Linked DNA regions of Mus musculus: region 1 is linked to region 2. A link is a loop called in an ENCODE intact Hi-C map of the cell type or tissue named here. Cell type or tissue: gastrocnemius. All regions are shown on one strand.

Region 1 (4,000 bases), 220 kb after region 2:
ACATCTTGAATCCCAGTACTCAGGAGGCAGAGGCAGGCAGGCCTCTATGAGTTCAAGGTCAAAAAATATGTAGCAATTGAATTCTCACATGATCTTTAACTTTTTTCTAAAACTGTACATAAAACATTTAGGATATTCTTAAATAAACTCTCACATATTTAAACTAAGAAAACATTAAAGGCATAAAACAAAACCACTGGTGAGGAATGTACCCGAAGGTAAAAGATAATCCCACAGTGTACTACTCCCTTAACTCTGTGACAAACGAGGAAGAGATACCACACTTAACCCTTTGAGGGCTGGGGCTGGGGTTTAGCTCACTTGGTAGATCTAAGGATCTAAGTTTTATCCCATCACTGCATAAAACAGGGCGTGGTGCTGTACATCTGTAATCGCAAAACTCCAGAGGCAGAGGCTGGAGGAGCAGAAGTTAAAGGAATCTGCAGCTATGTAGTGAGTTTGAGGACAGCCTGGGCTACACAAGACCGTATCTCAAAAACAAAACAAGGGTGGCCCTGCAGAGAACAGAATAAAAACAGCTCTCAAAAACAGTTTAACTTAAAAGTGCTTACAGCGTCTTCTGTTGTGGACAATGACTGTCAGCTCCTAGGCGATCGGTCATTTGGTAAGCACCTGAGATGAGTAGGTTCTGGGGACCTTTAAATTGATATTTAGAGCAGTCATCTAGGTGAGGGACAGGACACTCGGGAAATGGATTCACAGCAATTTCTAAACTTCCTCCTATCTTCAGGGTAGACGACAGAAAAGTTACCGCTGCAAATTCTCACTATACTTGTGGCCTTTCTGATCAGAACCAAAAGGCCGGGCTTGTCCTTACAGCATGAGGTCCAGCCTCAATCTCACACTGCTGAGTTATCTGTAGGTACCAACGTTAAGAGTTACAGTCTATTTATAGCATACCATACAAGTTTTCTACTTATACTTACAGTGTGATGTTCTTTTGTTTTGTTTTGTTTTGTTTTGTTTTGTTTTATGGTTTTTCGAGACAGGGTTTCTCTGTGTAGCTCTGGCTGTCCTGGAACTCACTCTGTAGACCAGGCTGGCCTCCAACTCAGAAATCCACCTGACTCTGCCTCCCAAGTGCTGGGATTAAAGGCGTATGTTTTTAAAATTAACTTTATTAAGAAGGGAGATTAAGTAAATAATTCAGGTGCTACACCAATAGCGACATAAACTACTGGCTTAGTGGTTAAACTACACAGACACTGCTGGGTAATGACTGCTTCTCAATGGCATGTCAGAAACAAAAAAGCCTTGGCCAGCTCCTCTCAGAACACGCTCTGGACCGTGGCCAACAACTCCTATTCAAATAAGAAATATTCTTAAAAACAGGTAATCTACATTCACTTTCTTCCAGAAGAAAATTCACTAAACATAAAGCACTCAGAGATCATGAAAACATTCCAAGATCTAATTTTACCATCTCCCTTATTTCTGGTCCTTTATAAATAGGGCACATTAAATTCCATAAATAGTGCTGGGGCAGTAAATTAAAACAACAGATTCCTTTTCTTATGAGAAAGCACTTGTCAGTGTTAATTCTTTTCTCAGTAGCATGAAAGAATGCAAGGACTTAAAATAGCCCCTTTATAAACATCTATTCTCCTTTGCTGCTGACACCCCACAGCCTGCAGGCCTGCAGGAAATCCGAGCAAGGCTGACTTCTCAGCACAGAGGCAGAAGGCTGCCAAAACTCAGAATGTGGTCCAGCTTTGCTCTGTAGCAGTGATGCAGAGTCACTGTCATCTCTGCTGACCTAATTTACAGTGCTGTGCATCTCACCTAGGACCTCAGAGAGCAACCAGGAACCATCATCTCAAAACTCACCAGGGCTGCCACACTCATCTCCACGTCTCAGCTCTGTAGACTAACATGGCCTCCAGCACAGTCTCAGCCACGCAGGCCTCAGTCTGATGTTCACCCCTAATGAATGAGCCGTGTGCGTGTGTGTATATGTGTGTGTGTGTGCATGTGTGTGCTAATGTGGCAAACTTTGCTAAGCACAGTGGATGAAAAGTATGGCTGTGCTCTCCAGAGTTGATAAGGGGAAAAGCTGTAAGAATCCATTAAGAGCAATCTAAATGGGTGCCGTTAGTAATGCCCTTTCTGTTTCTCTTCTGACCTCTATGTCCCCATTTTACAGGACATCACAGTCCTCTTTCCTCAAGTCAGTTACTCTCAAACTCATTTTTAAAAACCTAACAATCTCTACAGAAGCATCGCGCTGCTCTGGAAGCATTAGAAAACAATGCAAATCTACATTTCCTGGTATTCAGTTCTCTTTTGAGCTACACTATAAATCCCTATCAGGGCTGCACTAGGTTCCCAGCTTGTGTACAGCTTGGTTACATCTTTCTGCAAAGGATAAGATGTTTTAAAATCATGTTACCTATTTCCTAGTAAAAAAGTCCAATGTTTCTCAATAAAAGCACAGATATCTTCTTTCCACCGGAAATAACCTTGACGTCCACTTCCTTCCAGAGACAGGTTGTACATTGCCAGCATGACCACCTGAAACACAAATGGAAGATGGCTGGGAAGGTAGCCTGAGGAGGGAAGTCCGCATCATGGGAAAAGCTATTCTGTTTTAGAGTCTAAGTAGGAAGGGGGAATAGAAGACACAGAAAGATGAGCTCTGGCAATAACCCAGGCAGTCTTACTTCCTTTGTTGCTTTGGTAAGAAATCACTACTTCAAGTATTAGGTACAATGGTTCTGTATGTGTCACACAGGAAGGGCTGGTGTGTGGCTGGGCTGAACTGGAAGCGCTGTCACAAGCACCCTACTCGTCCCTGTAACTCTACTGTGTTCTTCTTTTTTTTAAACACACAACAGAAGAAGGCATCAGATCTCATTACAGATGGTAGTGAGCCACCATGTGGTTGCTGGGATTTGAACTCAGGACCCTCGGAAGAGCAGTCCGCTGAGCCATTTCTCCAGCCCCTTCCCGTAACTCTAAACAGTGAGGTTGCCCGCTGACAGCAGACCTTCAGGAGCGGGCTTCATACAGAACATTCTGACTGATGGTGCTGGCTAGCCTTTATTCAAAGTTTTGAAAATCATTCCTGAGTACACACTTTTCTAAGCTTTTTACCAGGCAAAGACAAAACTCAAGATTTCAGATCTGGGCAGTGTTCCAGGCATCTCTCTACCCAGGGGCACAGCCACTTAAAGCTGTAGATGTCTTTCCTCAAGTGCAGACAGCACTAGCTGAGGAACAGAGAACTCAGAGGCCTGGCTGCCCATCCCACTCACAAGGACTCCAAGACACCCTGCAGCTCAGTGTGGCAGCTCCCATCCAGTCCAAGCCTGTCAGCTTTCCAGATGAGGAATCTCGGCCTACTGTGAGAAGAACAGCCCAGAAAAACAGCCGCACGCCATCACAGAAGACTTCAATAACACAGAAGAGCATCTGACACCCACCATCAGGACAAAAGCGCCAGGAGCTGCGGAGCTGGCTCAGCAGTCAGAAGCCCGTGCTGCTCCTCCAGAGGACCAGAGTTCAGTTCCCAGCACCCGCAGCAGAGGCGCACAACTGCCTGTAACTCCAGCTGCTGGGGACCCAACAGCCCTCCGACTTCCACAAACCCTGCACACATTTGCACACACACACTATATAACATATAAAATCTTAATTTCTTTTAATGTTTCCATATTTAAAAAAAAAAAAGCAGCCTGCACTTTGCTGTGAGTAGTTAGGTACCTGTTACTGTAGTGCTCAGGGGGCGAGGATAGAACTGTGAACTTAAGTACAGCCTGTCTCAAAAGCAATAACAACAAGCAAAAATAAAAAGGCAGGTTTTAGCATTTCAGTGGCTATGTCTCACACAATGCTTGGCACCTGTATTTATACAGATATTTTATATATGCAATTTTATAGAAATGGACAAAACTGTACAAGCTACTGAAAAGCTACTGCTCTTCCAGAAGACACAAAATCAGTTCCCAGCATCCATGTCAGGTAACTCTTAACTGCCTGC
Region 2 (4,000 bases):
AACATATCCTGGAACATACCTGGAAACTACAGGCAATGGCCCATCCACTCTCAGCAAGTGACTGTCATTCAGGTCACTCCCTCACTCTTATCCTGAAATTTCTCATTAGCTTACGCTCGAGTATGATCAAAGGGCTCCCTAGGGAAATCCCAAGAGTGTTAGACACTTTGTGCAAGTGCCAGCCCAGGGCCTCACACATGCCAGGCTTGGTTTGGTAGGAGAGGGTTTCACTAGGTAGCTTCAGTCTGCACTTCAACTCACCAGGTAGGTGGCCCATGCTGGACTCAACCCAGGGTGCTGGGATGATAGGAATAGGCCACCACCTACAAGCAAAGGTACATTTTCCAAAGTCCAGATCAGCGGGATTGGGGGCTTAAGGAGCCAAAGCTCAAAATTTAAATCTGTTGGTGATAACCACATCAAGTAGACAGCTTCTCCCCCCCAAAGAGCAAAACCATCTTTCATCAGTGAATTTTTCCAGTTTTCATGTGCTCAATATTTACTGAAATGTTATTAGAGTCCCATAAACTCCTCTCCTATTCTGCTCCTTATTAGTCCAGGATGATTTCCAAAACCAAAGTTAACAGAACAGCTTGCAACTCATTAAGCAGGATTAGAAGGTGGACTCTCGAGTCTAAATATGTGGTTTGGCTACTTGGTTGGGGAGGAGTCTTGGGTCTAGCTTTAAACTCAAAACCATGTATTTAGTATAAAATGGTTTAAAGAAAAAGATATCTGTATTGCTTGATCTGAAGCTTTGGTGAGGAGGGGGAATCTTAGAGACTCTTTTGTTGTCCAATCTGCTTTCTGTTGTCCAATTCCTGGGCTCAACACAGCTCCTTCCCCAGCCTCCAAAGTGGCTGTGACTACAGGCCTTGGCATCTGACCTGAAAATGTACTTCTGCCTCTATAAACACAGCTGGGCAATGGTGGTAGACACCTTTAATCCCAGCACTTGGGAGGCAGAGGCAGGTGGATCTGTGAGTTCAAGGCCAGCCTAGTCTACGGAGTGAGTTCCTGGCCAGACAAGGCTAAACAGAGAAACCCTGTCTCGAAAAGGAAAGAAAGAAAGAAAGAAAGAAAGAAAGAAAGAGAGAAAGCAAGCTAGCTAAATGAGTGATGGGTAGACTTGCTGCCAAGCCTAATTCCATGAGTTGAATCCCAAGGACCCACATGGTGGTGGCACATCTAAATTGTTCTCTGGCCTGTTACACACAGAAACACACACACCAAATAAATAAATGTATTTATTTCTTTAACTTAAAAGACTAAAAGAATGGCACCAGTCGTTTCTATTTTTTTAACACTTTTCAAATAACTACAGTAGCTGGATCCTGAATATTTCAACTAGCCTCCCACATTCAACTGATGGCTAATGGCTGAGCATCTGGGTCTATATTAATTAATGGGAAAGAGAAGCACGTCATCTTGAATTCTGTGGTTCTGACCCATGGCTGAAGGTTCAGAGACCGACATCCAGGTGCAAGCAAGGGATGTTCTGCACCCAGTGAGGATGCCAGCAGATATTTGCTCAAAGCTGCCAGAGCTCAAACAATTAGCAATTCCTCCGTCTGTCCATTTTATCATGAGCCAAGTTCTATTTTAAAAAGAAAAGATATGCAAAAGGGGGTTGTTAAAATGCTACATCTCAGACAGAGCGGTGGATAAACGAGCGATTCCGCTCCGGAAATCTCCCCTATGTGTTGTTTGTGCAACAGTGCATTCAACAACGGGCCCTGGGGATGCTCACAGGTTCTGGCACCTTGTCTGTGAGGAACACACACACACACTCACAAAGATAATGATGATGATTATAATGGTGATGACGACGGAGATGAGGGTTTATGTAGCAACGAAAGCACGGAGCCTGAACCCATGAGCGGCCAGGCACGTGCCGGATCTTCTCGGCCACGGCGCTGCCCAGAGGCTGCCCGGTAACTCGGGGCTGCGGGGAACCCTCACACGGAACAGCGGGTCGCGGGGGTCAGAGGCTGCTCTCTCCCCGGCCCGCCCGACTGACCTGTGACGCTAGCCCGAGTGACGCGCTGCACCACGGCCTTCATGGCGGCGGCTGTAGCGACTGGAATTTGCTGTGTGGTCAGACCTTGCGACTCCGCCGGTGGCTCCTCGACCGGCGCCCTCTACCGGCAACACCGGAAGAGCTCCGTGAGGACCCATTCCACAGAGCTGCGTCCCGCCCACGTCGGCCACACCTATCCAATTGGCCCCGCCCATGTCAATCACCCTCACCTGTCACCTATGCATAACCTAGTCCATTTGTGGTAGGCGCCGCCCTATCCACCCCTGAACTCCTTCTTAAGCACTATAGTCCCAAACTGCCAGCCTAGTCTCCACTATGTCCAGACACTCATTAATTTCTGCTCCAGTTTCTTTCTCTTTCAGTTTTACCCTTAAGTTTTTTTCCTGCTTTTCTCCCTCTTTTCCAATCCTCCGGTCACAGATTTTCCAAAATCTTCACTTGTTCTGTAGCCTCAGCAGCAATCCTGTTGCTAAAAACAAAAGGACCTGCTGCTAACATAGCCATTTAACTACATAACTATTGATTTACCTTAGACACAATAGTTAATAGGTCTATCAGTCTAGAATTCTAATTCCTTCCTAATACAAATCTAATACTTAGCCCTATCATAGGGTTGTTAGGAAATTTGGATGGGCTGTAAAGATGCTTAGATGGCTGCAAAGAACTGTATAGCTATTACTGTACTAAGTTTTCATCACTAAAAAATAACATCTTCATAGTCCAGTGGTAGTCCATGTGTTTATAATTAAACAAAGAAAAAGAAGAATGGGGGGGGGGGGAGATAGTCCCAGCTACTTGAGATGAAGCGGGAAAGTGTTTTAAGTCCATGAGTTCAAGACCACCAATGTGGGCAATGTAATGAGACTTTCCCTTAAAAACGAAATAGGAGTATCAGAAAAAGTTCACCCATTTCAGAGTGTCTTTGCTTTGAACGCCTCTTCCAGGATTAGCAGATTCAGAAAAGCATTTGTTAGAAAGCAATTTGATAGAACTGTTATTTGGCCCGAAATACTCTAAGGAATGGTGGTTGAACATCTGTGATCCAAGCATTCTGGAGGCTGCAGTATGAGGATCACGCTGAAGTTCAAGGCCAGCATGAAATACAGAGTGAGATGTTGCTTTCCCCCTCACCCCCCCAAAAAAACAAAAACAAAAACAAAAAAGGCCTAGAAATGTGTATTATTGTGGGGTATCCATCAGATAAGACTACTCAGACCGGGGTTAAGCCAGTAGAAAGTCTTTATTAGCCAACTGGCAACTACACTGGGTGTTCAGGATCTCATTAAAGCTCAGATTCTTTTAGAGTGAGCATTTAAGCAAAAAAAAAAAAAAAATTCCTCGGTTGACATACTTCAGTTAATAAGCACAGTTAGGCTAAAGCAATTACAGAAGTCAAAAGGCAAGCTTAGTGCATTTGATAGATTCGGTCTTCCTTTTCACTCTGGCAAGTGGTACTATCTACATACTGAGTTTTATGGAGTCAGTTGTGCTAAGGACTGGGAGCCTTTTATATTATGCTTAAATATTAAATAGTGAATGCAAAATTGCATGAGTTAAATTGTCAAGGATACCACCAGCAGCAGCAGCAGCAAGATCAATGGGTGTCAGTCACATGCTTCCTGATATTGAAGGATACAGTGGTAATTCTGCAACAACAAAACTTAACCTGGGGCTAGAAGTGTAGCTCAGTGGAACATAGTACTTAGCTACCATGTAGGAAGCCCTAGGTTCAGCCCTTAGCATCATATAAGCCAGGGATGGCAACACTTACCTGGAATCCCAGCGCTCAGGAGGTAGAGAGGCAGGAGCATCAGTTCAAGGGTGGAACTGTACAATCGAAATGCAAACTGCACTGCAGGAGACTCTGCATCTAATTGTTTAAAAAACCTAAATCAGGAACATTCTATCAAGTAGTCAGTTTTTCACATCCAGGGAAAAAAGTCTGGCTCAATGGGTAAA

What was found. Peaks named below come from ENCODE experiments on the same cell type or tissue, not always from the same donor. Only the 100,000 strongest peaks of a DNase experiment are listed, where the experiment ranks them.
Region 1: a loop joins it to region 2, with 2.6 times the contacts of the local background. A loop is called at or near these places in 1 of 42 quality-filtered maps.

Annotation. Positions count from the first base shown.
Region 1 is chr2:144,379,239-144,383,238 of GRCm38, reverse strand. Kat14 (lysine acetyltransferase 14) reads right to left here. Exons shown (of 11, transcript NM_181417.3): 4 at 2,411-2,532. Among named protein-coding and RNA genes, the nearest start is that of Kat14, 12 kb to the right of the region's middle. In gastrocnemius, no CTCF peak of the experiment used is centred here; a DNase peak (open chromatin) is centred at 1,713; H3K27ac peaks cover 2,991 bases.
Region 2 is chr2:144,598,112-144,602,111 of GRCm38, reverse strand. It overlaps Dtd1 (D-tyrosyl-tRNA deacylase 1), which reads right to left and starts at 2,159. Exons shown (of 6, transcript NM_025314.3): 1 at 2,021-2,159. The coding sequence starts at 2,063. In gastrocnemius, a CTCF peak has its summit at 2,146 (motif pointing left); a DNase peak (open chromatin) is centred at 2,131; H3K4me3 peaks cover 1,316 bases; H3K27ac peaks cover 1,206 bases.